2 separate regions of the Homo sapiens genome follow, and region 2 is linked to region 1. Evidence: chromatin loops called from intact Hi-C (ENCODE). Cell type or tissue: sigmoid colon. All regions are shown on one strand. Each heading gives the region's core, and the rest is flanking DNA. Links, peaks and the distances in the headings are about the cores only.

Region 1 (6,383 bases), core at 1,656-4,155:
AGTAAATCAAAGAGAGATGCTTCTGGTTTCAGTTAAGTCATTAGAACAAAAATCTTCCTTCAGAGAGTTTACATTTGCAGTGCTTAGGCTTGTAAAATGAGACACATAAATAAACCCTCCTCCGACCAGCAAAACAAAAGTATTTTTTTCCTCTTCACAGATTGAAGTAGTTCAAGTGAGAGTCTCTGAGTTTTCCTAGGCAATCACCAAAGAACATTAGCCTTTAAAAATAAGCTGATGATTAAATGACTTGCTCCAAGTTATTGGTGGAATATAAAGTTTTTTAGATTGGTTGGTTTTTGTTTTTTGGGGGAGGCAGGGAGAGGAGATGCCATTGTGTAGAAGCAAGCAAACATGGCATTTTGGATTCTGGAAAATAATGTCAAAAGCATAACTAAGAAAGCCCTTTCTTTCCTATAGTTTCAGTTTCATATTAGCCTACCTTTAAAATTGTGTTTTTAAAGTAACGTTAAAGGGGTCATATCTGATTTTTCATAGCCTTTAAAAAAAAAAAAAAAAGAGAGAAGAAAAGTAAAATAAACTCCTGGCATGCTTATAGTTCCATTATCTCCCTAATTACCCTAAATTTTAATATTCTAATTACTCTAAATTTTGGAATGATGCAAATTAAACTGTTACCTAACTTGTTGACCTTGTAGAAAGAGTGGAAAGGGAACAAGAGCTGGATATTTTGATTCCAGAGGCACTGGTTTCATCACGGTTTTAGGCAGGAACCAAAAGTACCGCACATCAAAACAGTAGCTGTTTTCTTCAACCCACACGCGCACACTCAGGTCAAGTATTCTGAACCAAAGGCACAGGTTGACTCTTGAGAGCCGTGGGCCCCTTCACCAGCCTGAGGGGATGACTTGGGAATTTCAAACATCCGGGATTGCCACAGCATTATACCTCATCTAAAGTAGGTCCCTCTTTGTAGGATGAAAAGAAAAGCGCTTTTCTTGCACCTTTCACCAGAGGAAGTGGATTTGGCTCAGCAAAAGGGCAGACTGCCGATGGGACCAGAGGACTCCCAGGCCTAACCTCTACTTCGAGAATGGGAAAACCCTGGCCAGCAGGCCTGATCTAAGAGCTATGTTCAGAAGCACAACAGAGTACAGCCACTTTGGAAAACCATCTGGCAGTTTCTTACAAAACTTACCATGCAATCCAGCAATTGGGTTCTTAAGTATTTACGCAGTGAGTTGAAAACTTATGTCTACACAAAAACATGCACACAGATGTTTATTGAAACTTTATTCATAATTGCCAAACTTAGAAGCAACCAAATGTGGCCGGGTGCAGTGGCTCACGCCTGTAATCCCAACACACTGGGAGGTTGAGATTGGCAGATCATTTGAGATCAGGAGTTTGAGACTAGCCTGGCCAAGGTGGTGAAACCTTGTCTCTACTAAAAATTCAAAAATTAGCCAGGTGTGGTGGCAGGCATCTGTAATCCCAGCTACCCAGGGGGCTGAGGCAGGAAAATCACTTGAACCCGGGAGGTGGAAGTTGCAGTGAGCTGAGATCACGCCACTTCACTCCAGTCTCAGTAAGAGTGAGACTCCATCTCCAAAAAAAGCAGCAGCAACCAAGATGTCCTTTAATGGGTGAATGGATAAACAAACTGTGGCACATCCATTCAATGGGATATTATTCAGTGATAAAAAGAAATGAGCTAGTAAGCCATGGAAAGATATGGAGAAACCTTAAATGCATATTATTACGTTAAAGAAGCCAATCTGAAAAGGCTGTATACTGTATGATTCTAAGTATATAACATTCTAGAAAAGGCAAAACTATAGAAATAGTAAAAAGATCAGCGGCGGCCAGGGGCTGGAGGAGAGGGAAGGATAAATAGGTGGAGCACGGGCTCGGCGCGGTGGCTCACACCTGTAATCCCAGCACTTTAGGAGGCTGAGGTGGGCAGATCACCTGAGGTCAGGAGTTCGAGACCAGCTGGCCAACGTGGAGAAACCCATCTCTACTAAAAATACAAAAAACTAGCCGGGTGTGGTGGCAGGCACCTGTAATTCCAGCTACTTGGGATGCTGAGGCAGGAGAATCGCTTGAACCTGGGAGGCGGAGCTTGCAGTGAGCCGAGATCATGCCATTGCACTCCAGCCTGGGTGACAAGAGCAAAACTCCTGTCTGAAAAAAATAAAATAAAATAAGTGGAGCACAGGGGATTTTTAAGGAATGGAGCTATTTTGTGTGATTCTGTAATGGTGGATATATGACATCACGCATTTTTCAAAACTCAGAATGTTCATCACCAAGTGAACCCTAATGAACCCTAATGCAATCTATGAACTTTAGTTAAAAATCATGTTATCAATATTGGCTCATCAATTGTAGCAAATGTTTCATGCTGATGCAAGATGTTAGTAATAGGGAAAATGGCTGTGTGTGCATATGTGTGGGTAGGCGTGAGAGCATATATGGGAACTCCCTGTACTTTCCACTCAGTTGTTCTGTAAATTTAAAACTGTTCAAAAAAAAATTAAGTTTCCTAATTCAAAAAACACACACAAAACACATGTGAAGGGCCTCTTGCCCTGGCCAGGTCCCCGGGCCCCATTGCAACATTTCGTGGATTTGGCTTAGTTTCCTGATGGTTTGCACCCTGGGTTTTCTGAACTTCAAAGGACCCTGGCTACCTGAGGTGTTCATTCCTACCTGTTGCCTGTCTTGACCATCTTCAAAATCACCTGCAGTGATAGACAAGCTCTGCCCACACCAGGAATGTTTCAGCTTCTCCCACAGGTTTACCCATAGTACCTTGAGCCTTTGTGTCTCTGAGTGACAATTTCCTCATCCATAAAATGGACATAACGACACAATCTGTCTTTACACTTGTTCTCATGCAACCCACCTGTACCAAGTTCCTTCCTTGTGCCAGGCACTGTTCCAGGCACAAGGGCTGCTGCTGTGAAGAAAAGAGACAAAACTCCCTGCCCATGTGGGCTTCTATTCTAGCAAATGGATTAGTAGGAAAACTCATGGAATTTCTAAAATAGTATTTGGCTCATAGCAGGTGCTTGATAAATACCAGCAACTGTAGCGGTGAGCCCACTGCCTCTACTGGGACAAGAGCTATCATTCGGGGCTTGGCAGGAAACACCTGTGCAAACCCTAGAAATGCCATCCCCAGGCAGGCTGCAGCAACTTTATGCCCCAGCAGATGGCAGCAGCTGCAGACACATCCCATGGTGGCCCTGAGCGCCTGCTAAGGGGAGGGAGGAGGGATGGGCTGATGAATGAGAGGCTCAGACTGTTATCCTCTGGATCACAACAAAATCCTGTTCTTTCCTCCTGAAAACAGAGCTCCTTATCTTATCGAGTCATCTCTAGCTTTGTCCTTTCAAAAGCAGCCACTTAACCCCCTGCAGCAGGGAGACAAATCCTTCCCAGCCCTGCAAGTCAGAACTGAGGTTTCAACTGCTGAATTTGAAAGCGGAAACCACCTGAGAATTTAGTGGGTTCAGAGGGTCACAAAGTCAAAGGCCTCTAGGGGCCAGGTAGGGAATGATTGCATGAGCAGGAGGAAAGAGGAGAATTGGCTGAAAGGCTAAAGATGCCTCGCAAAGCTCTTCCTGGCTCCACCGGATCACCCCAAATGCTGGGAGGAGCCAGATATCTGGACTGTGATGTGATGTCACCCCATTTTTTTTTTCTTGAGACAGGGTCTTACTCTGTTGCCGAGGCTGGAGTGCAGTGGCACGATCATGGCTCACTGCAACCTCCGCCTCCCAGGCTCAGGTGATCCTCCCACCTCAGCCTCCAGAGTAGCTGAGAGTACAGGCACATGCCACCATGCCTGGCTAATTTTTGTATTTTTCTTTTTTGTTGTTTTTATAGAGATGAGGGTTCATCATGTTGCCCAAGCTGATCCTGAACTCGTGGGCTCAAGCAATCCACCCACTTCTGCCTCCCAAAGTGTTGGGATTACAGGCGTGAACCACAGCCCCTAACCTGTTGCTCCATTTTCAGAGCACAGTGTTGGCCCAAGAACTTCTCTGACAATTGGATTTGGCCTGAGCTCTTTAAGTTGTGACCCCTGACACTTCACTTGAGCTATTTCCAGATAAATTACACGTCCTGATGGAAGCCCAAAGAGGAGTGTTTATTTGCTGAAGGCCACCCTTTGAGTTGGGCACAGGCCAGAGTTAAACTGAGTTCCCTTTGCTGGTTCTGCTTGTAAAGCTGCAACCCTCTGCCATTAAGTGGGGTGTGTTTATGTGTGTGTCTGAGAAGAAAAGCGAAGTGGTAAAAATATGGAGTGTAGCCTGAGATAACTGCAACTGGTATTATTACTTCTCAACTATAGATAATAACAGCACTAACAATGCTGAACAATTGATTGGGCATAGGTGCCAGGCACTGGGCTGAGAGTACTTTCCATGGATTAACTAATTGCATCCTCGTACCCAGCCCAGGAAGACATTGTCATTATCCCCGTGTCATACAGGTGGAAAGGAGGGCATGGAGTGATCTTCCGAGAATTGCTGAGCTGGAAGTGGTAGGATCTTAATCCTTTTGCTTTGACAAGGGAGTGATCAAAGGAGAGCTCTCTTCCTGGCCTCTTGGCCCAGGGGCCACCCCAGGGAGGAGACTGGAGGGATGGTACCCTGAGATGGGGGTGCTGTAGGAAAGGGTTCACAATCCAGACCCCAAGAGAGGGTTCTTGGATCTTGCCCAAGAAAGAATTCAGGGCGAGTCAGTAAAGTGAAAGCAAGTTTATTAGGAAAGTAAAGGAACAAAAGAATGACTTCTCCATAGATAGAACAGCCCTGAGGGCTGTTGGTTGCCCATTTTTATGGTTATTTCTTGATGATATGCTAAACAAGGGGTGGATTCTTCGTGCCTCCCCTTTTTAGACCCCATAGGGTAAACTTCCTGATGTCGCCATGGCATTTGTAAACTGTCATGGTGCTTGTGGGAGTGTAACAGTGAGGACGACCAGAGGTCACCCTCATCACCATCTTGGTTTTGGTGGGCTTGGGCCGGTTTCTTTACTGCAAAGTGTTTTATCAGCAAGGTCTTTGTGACCTGTATTTTATGCTGACCTCCCATCTCATCCTGAGACTTAGAATGCCTTAACCGTCTGGGAATGCAGCACAGCAGGTTTCGGCCTCATTTTACCCAGCTCCTATTCAAGATGGAGTTGTTCTGGTTCACGCGCCTCTGACAGGGGGAGCCAGGACCCAGGCTTGCTGGGAAGGGGTTTGGAGAGAGCGTTTCCTCCCCACCTGGCCTGCAGGCATCACAGCTGACAACTTTCTACCTCTCTGCATCCTCAGATAACCTTCCTGGGGAAGGTGACAAATGACACAGGAAAGAGAAACAGGCCTAGACCAGGAAAACTGGGAGGAAGGGTAAGAAATTTGCTCTGGCTTCCTGACAGAGACCGACCCCAGATGGGCCCTGGGGACTCCAGTGAGGCAAGGGGGTCCTCTGGGGAGCTTCAGAGCCTGCTAGAAGTGAGTGGAATGCCTGTTGGTTCTGCCAGGACACTGGTGACACAGCATATGGACTAGAAGCAGGAGGGTAAGGGCAGCCAGCACCAAGTCTCTTCCCACCCCTCTCTGCTCAAGATTCTTCCAACGTCCTCTTACAATAACTCGCTCCCCGCTCTCCTGCCTCACATTCAGACATAAACTCAATATTCAGTGCTTTTCTAGTATTTTCTAGCTTGCCAGAACTCTCAGAGTTGTAATGCTGTATCTGGACTCTCCCTTCTCAGTATTTACTAGTTTATCGCTTAGGTAAGTCTCGTAACATCCCCGAGCTCACTTTTCTCATCTGTAAAATGGGATAACAATACTTACTTTACAGGTTACGGTTCTTGTGAATTTTCCCTCCAGGGTAAGATTTGCACTTTAATAGAATTTTTCAATGCCTTAAGTTGAATGAATGATGAATAGAGGGGGCTGCAGCAGAAACCAGGCTGCCAGTGCACATGTGCAGCTTGGAGGTGCTGCGGTGCTGATGCCGAGGAAAACTAGGACACAGAACACGAGACACCGTCATTTGGAATCACTTCTTCTCTCCTTTACCTTCTATACACACACCCCTCAAACCATCAGAGTTAGAGATGCCTTGAGTCAGGACTGTGCTTTTCCTCTCCATATTTCCCGATATGTAAAATGAAATCATAACAACCATCATAGCCATGTCCTAGGGTTGTGATTGTGAGGACTGAATGAGTTAATGCACATAAAACCCTCACCGCAATGCCTAACACCTAGGAAGCACTATATATGGGTTACTTGCATAATTACTGGGTTGGCCTTAAGTCTCAGTTCCTACAAATGTGAGCTATTAGTGAACGTTATTCCTCCTGTTCAAACTTGCATTTGAAGATATACGTGTGTCACATTTCC
Region 2 (6,383 bases), core at 1,443-3,942, 380 kb after region 1:
AAAATCAACCTTGATGTCCAGCAATCAGGACTGAATAAATTATAGCATGTCCATTCAGTGGAAAATAATGCAGCCATTAAGCAAACATAAGGTATGTGGTAGACTGCAAAAATAGCCACAATTATTCCCTTCCCCTTATCCATGCCCCTTATAATGTGACTTTGCCACAATTCCCAAAAAGAGGTAGAGTCTATTTTGCACCTCCTGGCCATGCGAGTCACTTTGGTCAATAGAATATAGAGAAATTGACAGTCAGTGCTCCTGTCTTTAGACCTCAAGAAGCCATGAGCACTCCTGCACTCTCTCTCTCTCTCTCTCTCTCTCTCTCAGACTCTCTCTCTTCCCCCTCCCCACCCACCTTGCCTTCTCACTCTTGCTCTTGTTCCAGCTCTCAAAATCTTGACATTGACATGTGCACAAACCCAGCCTAGCCTACTGGAGGATGAGAGACCCCATGGAGGAGAGCTTAGCAGTCTCAACTGAGGCCATCTTCGATCTGACTCTAACCAGCTAACCCTCAAATACATAAGGGAGTCACCAAGTTCAGCAGAGCCACTCACCTGTCACACTTGATTATAGATACACCAATGAGCTCAGTCAAGATCAGAAGAGCCCTCCAGCTGACCAGAGGTCTCATAAGCAATAGCAAATTCTAAATGTTTTAAAATCAGCAGTTCTCAAAGCATGGTCTGGGATCTGGGAACTCCTGGGGAGTCCCTGAGGCCCTAGTAGAGGATCTGCAAAGTCCAAACTCTTTTGCTAATACTACTAACATGTTATTTGCCTTGTTCACTCTCAAGAGTGTACAGTGGACTTTCCCATAGGTTATATGATGTGTAATAACATTATTGCTGTGACAGTTAATAGAATACATGTGTGTGCATTCTTCATTCTAAAATTATCTCAGCTTTAATTTCCTATACAGTAAATATTGATAGATATAGCTGACCTAGCAAAAGTTCTTTGAGGTCCTTAATGACTTTACAAGTGTAAAAGTGTCCTGAGACCAAAAATGTTTGAGAACCGCTGTAAAACCATTGGGTTTGGGGGTAATTTGTATAAGACGTCTATACAAATATAAGCATGTAATCAAAATGTTAATAGTGATCATCTGTGGATGATGGGATTATGGGAAATGTGTATAGAGATTTTTCCCTTTTTTATACTTTATCTGTATTTTCCAACTTTTTATAAGAAATGTTTTGCTTATATGAGAAATATAGCTTTAAGATAAAGTTGACTGATCTGTATAATCTTTAGAAAGAAGAGAGAAACCTCTCTTGCTCTATGGGAAGGTCGCTCCTGTGGGAAGGTCTTGGCAGAAGGAAATAAACATGTTGAAGGCCATTCTCTGTAGCCCTGGTCACCTCCATCCAGCGAAAGTAGCAAAGGGACCCTGAATTTCCACCTCCTCCACTTCTAGAGGGCAGTTTGGTCAGCTTTCTCTCGCTGTCCTCTTTTCAAATAAGAAAAACAAGGACTCTAGTTCCCAATGTAAGGATCCACTCAGAGAAGCCCCCAAACAAGAAGTGAGCAAGAGCCATTTTCTATTCCTGCCTGTGAAGAACCTCTAGAAGTTGACTGCATTCCAGCAGCAGTTGCCTAGGGAACACCAGTGACAAAAAGGAGCCGTGAGGACACACTAAATAACTTTAGCAACTATTTGCATTTGGCAGATGTAGCCAAGGGCAGGGCCCTGCCTGGCTCCCTGTGGAAGCCGCAGGAGCCCCACAAGGAAGGGGGGGCCACTGGAACAGTCATAGGGGAGCAGGGAGGTGGGTGAAGAAGTGAGGGCCTTAACTCTTTCATTGCCCCTCCCCAAGCCTGCTGGGGCAAGGGTTTGTCCCAGAAGAGATCTCCTGGGCTTTGTGGAAACCCCAGAGAAAGTGCAGCCTCTTCCGGGAACTGGGTCCTCCCACACACCCACAGCCTACAGCCCCCCACCCACCCACCATGCCCCCCAGTCTTGCTTCTGCTTCCGCCACCAGGGAAGGCAGGTGACAGGATGGGCTGTGAGCTCCAGGCTCAGCCTTGCTGTGGCAGCTAATTGGGATGGTTTTTACCTGCCAGGTGAAAAGTCTGCCTGGGGAGGGGCAGTCAGCTCTCTGTCAACCCTGCTTCCTCTCTGTCTGCCAGCTCTCATTAGGACTAAGCCAGTCCCATGGAGCCCCAAGAGGAGAAGAGGCCAATGAGCCAAGCCGTTCCTGCCTGTGGCCTGGAAATCAGAGCTGCTTCGAGCAAGCTCTGCGCGGGCTCTTTAAGGTGAGCCCCAGTGCCTGGGCTTCCCACTCTCTGGGTGGGATGGAGACGAGACCGAAAATAGAAAGCAGCAGAGGCCCAGACCAAGCCTGGCTTTTCTCACTGCCCCCTTCAAAAAGTTCTGCTCAGATCAGATGATATCAGAAATGATTGGCGCCTTTATTTCCCCCCTTTGCTTCTAGTCCCCCACCCCCTTTCCAGTTTGACCACATCTGTAGGCTCTGTTGAAACAGAGCCAACATAAACAAAAACAAACTGAAACCCAGCAGCCAGCGAGGGCGGGATGTGCCACCCATCTGGGCAGGCCACGTGCAGGGCTGAGGACTGCCAAGGCACACCTCCTGCTGGTAAAAGGCACCGTGTGGAGTAATTAACCTCCAGGGCTTGGTGAGTGAAAAGCACCATGTAACCATGCTGGGTAATTGAAGAGGAAGAGAGGAGCGCTCTCCCGAGTGAACATTCAAATGTGTGCAGCTTGCTGGACCCTCTCAAGCAGGATGGCAGTCGGTTGGCCATGCCCCATAATGTGGCTGTCATCATTTGTCTTCCAAATTGTTGCCCAATCAGAATGGCTTCGGGACCCTTCGGCTTCTATGTATGCATATGTATAAAGAGACTTCTTAAAGCCATGCAGGATTTGTTGTTTTATTTTTTAGTGAGAATGTCCAGAGCTGGCGAAAGCAGAAGAGAAATAAACACTCCGGTAGTCTGCTGGTGAGGATGACAACTGGTCGACATTTCTAGAGGCCAGTTCCGGCTCCAACACTGCTTGCGTGTATCTGTGAAAGAGACCCAGGTGCCATGAGGCTAGGAAGGCTGGGATTTCGCAGCTCTTTGCACTGAAACTGCTGTTTCCTTGCTGGTGCTGCTGGAGATGAAAATCCACCATCCTCCAGAAACCCAAATCTCTCCTGGCACCAGCTCCCGGTGGCCAGCAAGTCCTATCATCAACTGGAAGAAATGAATGACATGCTCTCCGCATCACACTCACTTAGAGGGGTCACACAGCAAAGCTGCTTAAGCCCCTGAAGCATTTGAGTTTAGAGATGTCTCCCCTTCAGTTGACAGCTGTGACTTTCCAGAAAACACATATGCCACTGTGAGGTAGGGTAGTTTCTTGTATTCATTATACAGTACCCAGAGCTCCTCCCTGTGCTGTTTATGCTGTCAGATATCTTGTTTACCACGAAAGACACCATCCCCCATCATGGGGGTCCCCGAAACTGGACCACCATCCAAGCTATCTAAATTCATTAGTCCCAGTAGCATATGTCCAAACTCAAATGTGGATGAGTCAGGAGACTTCACTTCTTAGAGGCTGCAAATAGACAACCAGAAAAAGGATTCTCATCTAATTCTGTTCATCTGGTCGTTCAAATTCTGGTTCCTACTCCACCCAAAACACCATTACATGAGCCTGAGAAATGACTGGATTACACAGACAAATACATTCTCAATGCGTTCCTTGGGATTGTGGGATTAAGCTGATTTTCTGCCCTTCGCATCTTTCTTTGCAGTAAAGACTTTCTGCTCTTCCAAGTGATTTTGAGCCTATTATTTCACAAGTGTAGCAGATTGTTTGCAAAAATGGCCAAAACTATTCCACCCTCTGTATCTGCAGTCAGACTTTTCAATGTGACTTTGTTGCTTTTCCCATCAAAAGGTGAAATTTGTTTCTCCACTCCTTGAGTCTGGGCTGGCCTTGTAACTTGCTTTGACCTACAGAATGATGCAGCAGTGGCACCATGACAGGCCTAGGTCTAGGTCTGAAAAGGTTTTGTGTCCTTCTGTCCTGGAGTCCAGAGACTCCCTGGGGTAGCCTGTTAAAGGATGAAAAGCTCATGGAACACAGACACTGTCTCAGCTGGGTCAGCCTGGACCAGCCAGCCCTTAGCAGCCCCGGCAGTTAACCACAGATGGATGAGTGAGCCTAGTCAATGCTGAAGAACCACCCAGCAGAACCCAGCTCAAACGCTGAGTTACACACAGCATCATGAGCTAAATAAATGGTGGTTGTTACAAGCCACTAAGTTTGGGGGGTTCTTTTTATGCAGCAAGAGCTGATACCATGAACTCCCAAACTAAGTGGAAGGGGTGTCCACTTATCCAATTGAGGACTCAGAAAGTGCTGGCACAGAAGGACTGGGTGTTTTATTTATTTATTCATTTATTTACTCAAGGCCTCATAGTCAGGTAGTAACATACTCAGAACTTGAACCCAAGTGCTCCACTGGCCTGTTTCCTCATTTGCATCTCCTCCTGAATGGCAGGTATTTGGGAAGCTTCCAGACAGCAGCTCCTGGAAATCCCTCCTGAGAGAGCCTGCTACATTTTCTCAGGGATCTGTCCAATTTCACCAGCTGCCATCCCACCCCAGCACCCTGCCTGTCTCCAACCCTCGGTCCGCAGCAAACCCACACGCCCACCATCAGCCCCCTCATAACAACCCAGCCAGCACTGCCAGCTCTTTCCATCTGCAGGGTTCCAGCAGCTCCATCGCCAGCCAGCATCGCTCCCTTCCACAGGCAGCAAGAGCAACGAGCCCTAAGAACATGAAAACACTTCTTTTCAGCCACACTGAAAGAGATCAGTGGGTGGGCCCGTCCACTTGTCGGCATCCGTTGGAGATCAAAGCAAACACAAGAGGGAACAGACCCAAAGGAAGGAGGAGGGAAAAGCCCCCCTCAACACACTGCAAACCCAGCCAGTCGTTCTGAGGGGAGATGTGGGAATAATCCTGACCAAAACCCCACCCCTCCCCAAGGAGCCCAGAGAAGAAAGGATGACAAAGAAATAGGAAGGTGGGGGGTGTGGGGTGGGAAGAGGAAGTAGCAGAAGGTACACAGGAAGGGAGGAGGGCTTGGAGGAAGCAACCCACCCTCTGGCAGCTCCCAGAGAGGGCCTTGCTCTATGGGGGCCCTTGGGGAAACAACAGGAGGGCAGGCAGCCCAAGGAGGGGGCAGCTGCACGCAGGTCCTGGCTGTGCACGTGGGCACCGGCTGCCAGCTGGAGGCTGCCCTGGCTTCTGAAGGGAGGGGGTGGTGCTTTTCTCTTCTCTCTAAAGAGTTGGAGAAAACCGAGCCCGGCCCATGAACACGGCCAGGCCCGATTTCCTCCCACCAGGCAAATTCTTTCCTGTGCTTGGGAAACACACCTGGCTAGAATTCTCATCCCATGGGCCAGGAGCTCAGAGCTTTCTGCCCAGTGGATGGTCCCTAGGGGAAATACAACGTTTGGCTAAAGCAAAAGACTCTGATGTCAAAAATCATCAGCGGGAGACACATGGCAAGCACCAAATTGGCTGCTCAGTGTGCCCTGAGTTGGTAGCAGTCACAGGAATGGTAATGGCAATAATAATAAGAGTAATCTAAGGGCCTGGTGTAGCGAGCGCTTATGAGGTGCCTGGCATTATTTTATGGCCCCCTCACAGCAACTCTATGGGGCAGGCATCTGAGACGCTAGCAGCGCCTGGCTCCTTAAACACGGTGCACTCTGGCCCGACTTCACCTGCCAACACCTGCGCTGTTTTGCCAAAGGCTTTCTTCTCACTGGCTCTGCTGCCTCACCTAGCAGGCCAGCAGTCCCCCAGGAATTAATATCACCCCAGAGCAGCCCTCAGCCAATGGGTGATGCAAGATCAATATCCCAGCTCCTCTGCTCTTTGAGTGGGATAACTCACTGTGGGAACTTCAGGGGCGCCCAGTGTACCCAAGGGCGTTAAGCTCCAGTCACCCATTGTGGTGACTTGCTTGATAATACGCCTAGTATTGGCTACCTTCTCCTCCCCATCTCACTTCCCCATGCCCCTTCTAGTGTTTCCTGGGGTCACCTTCCAAATAAACTACTTGTACTGGAATCCTTGTCCCAGGATCAGCTTCTGAGGAAAATACAACCTAAGAGAGGTACGGCTCCATTATAGAGGTGAGAATGTCCAGGCTCAAAGGGTGTTAAGAACTCAGTGTGGTCTGCCTGACCCCAAGTGCTCTTAATGACTATTCTCTACCACGGTTACTTTGATTTTTGTTGAGTCTTTGGAGTGCAAAGTGAACTTTCGTTCAGGCCAGAAAAAGCCCAAAGCTCACACCCCCATTGAGAGGGGCTTCTCGCATGCTGTTCTGGGTTCT

Evidence for each region. Hi-C counts contacts between places; a loop is a spot of excess contacts. Peaks named below come from ENCODE experiments on the same cell type or tissue, not always from the same donor. Only the 100,000 strongest peaks of a DNase experiment are listed, where the experiment ranks them.
Region 2: a loop joins it to region 1, with 2.9 times the contacts of the local background. A loop is called at or near these places in 36 of 110 quality-filtered maps.

What each region holds. Positions count from the first base shown.
Region 1 is chr3:71,872,394-71,878,776 of GRCh38, forward strand. No RefSeq gene overlaps it. Among named protein-coding and RNA genes, the nearest start is that of PROK2, 90 kb to the left of the region's middle. RefSeq lists enhancers at 565-1,101, 3,047-3,978, 4,909-5,840. In sigmoid colon, for the core only: a CTCF peak has its summit at 3,160 (motif pointing right); a DNase peak (open chromatin) is centred at 3,188.
Region 2 is chr3:72,253,732-72,260,114 of GRCh38, forward strand. No RefSeq gene overlaps it. Among named protein-coding and RNA genes, the nearest start is that of LINC00870, 110 kb to the left of the region's middle. In sigmoid colon, for the core only: no CTCF peak of the experiment used is centred there; a DNase peak (open chromatin) is centred at 2,560.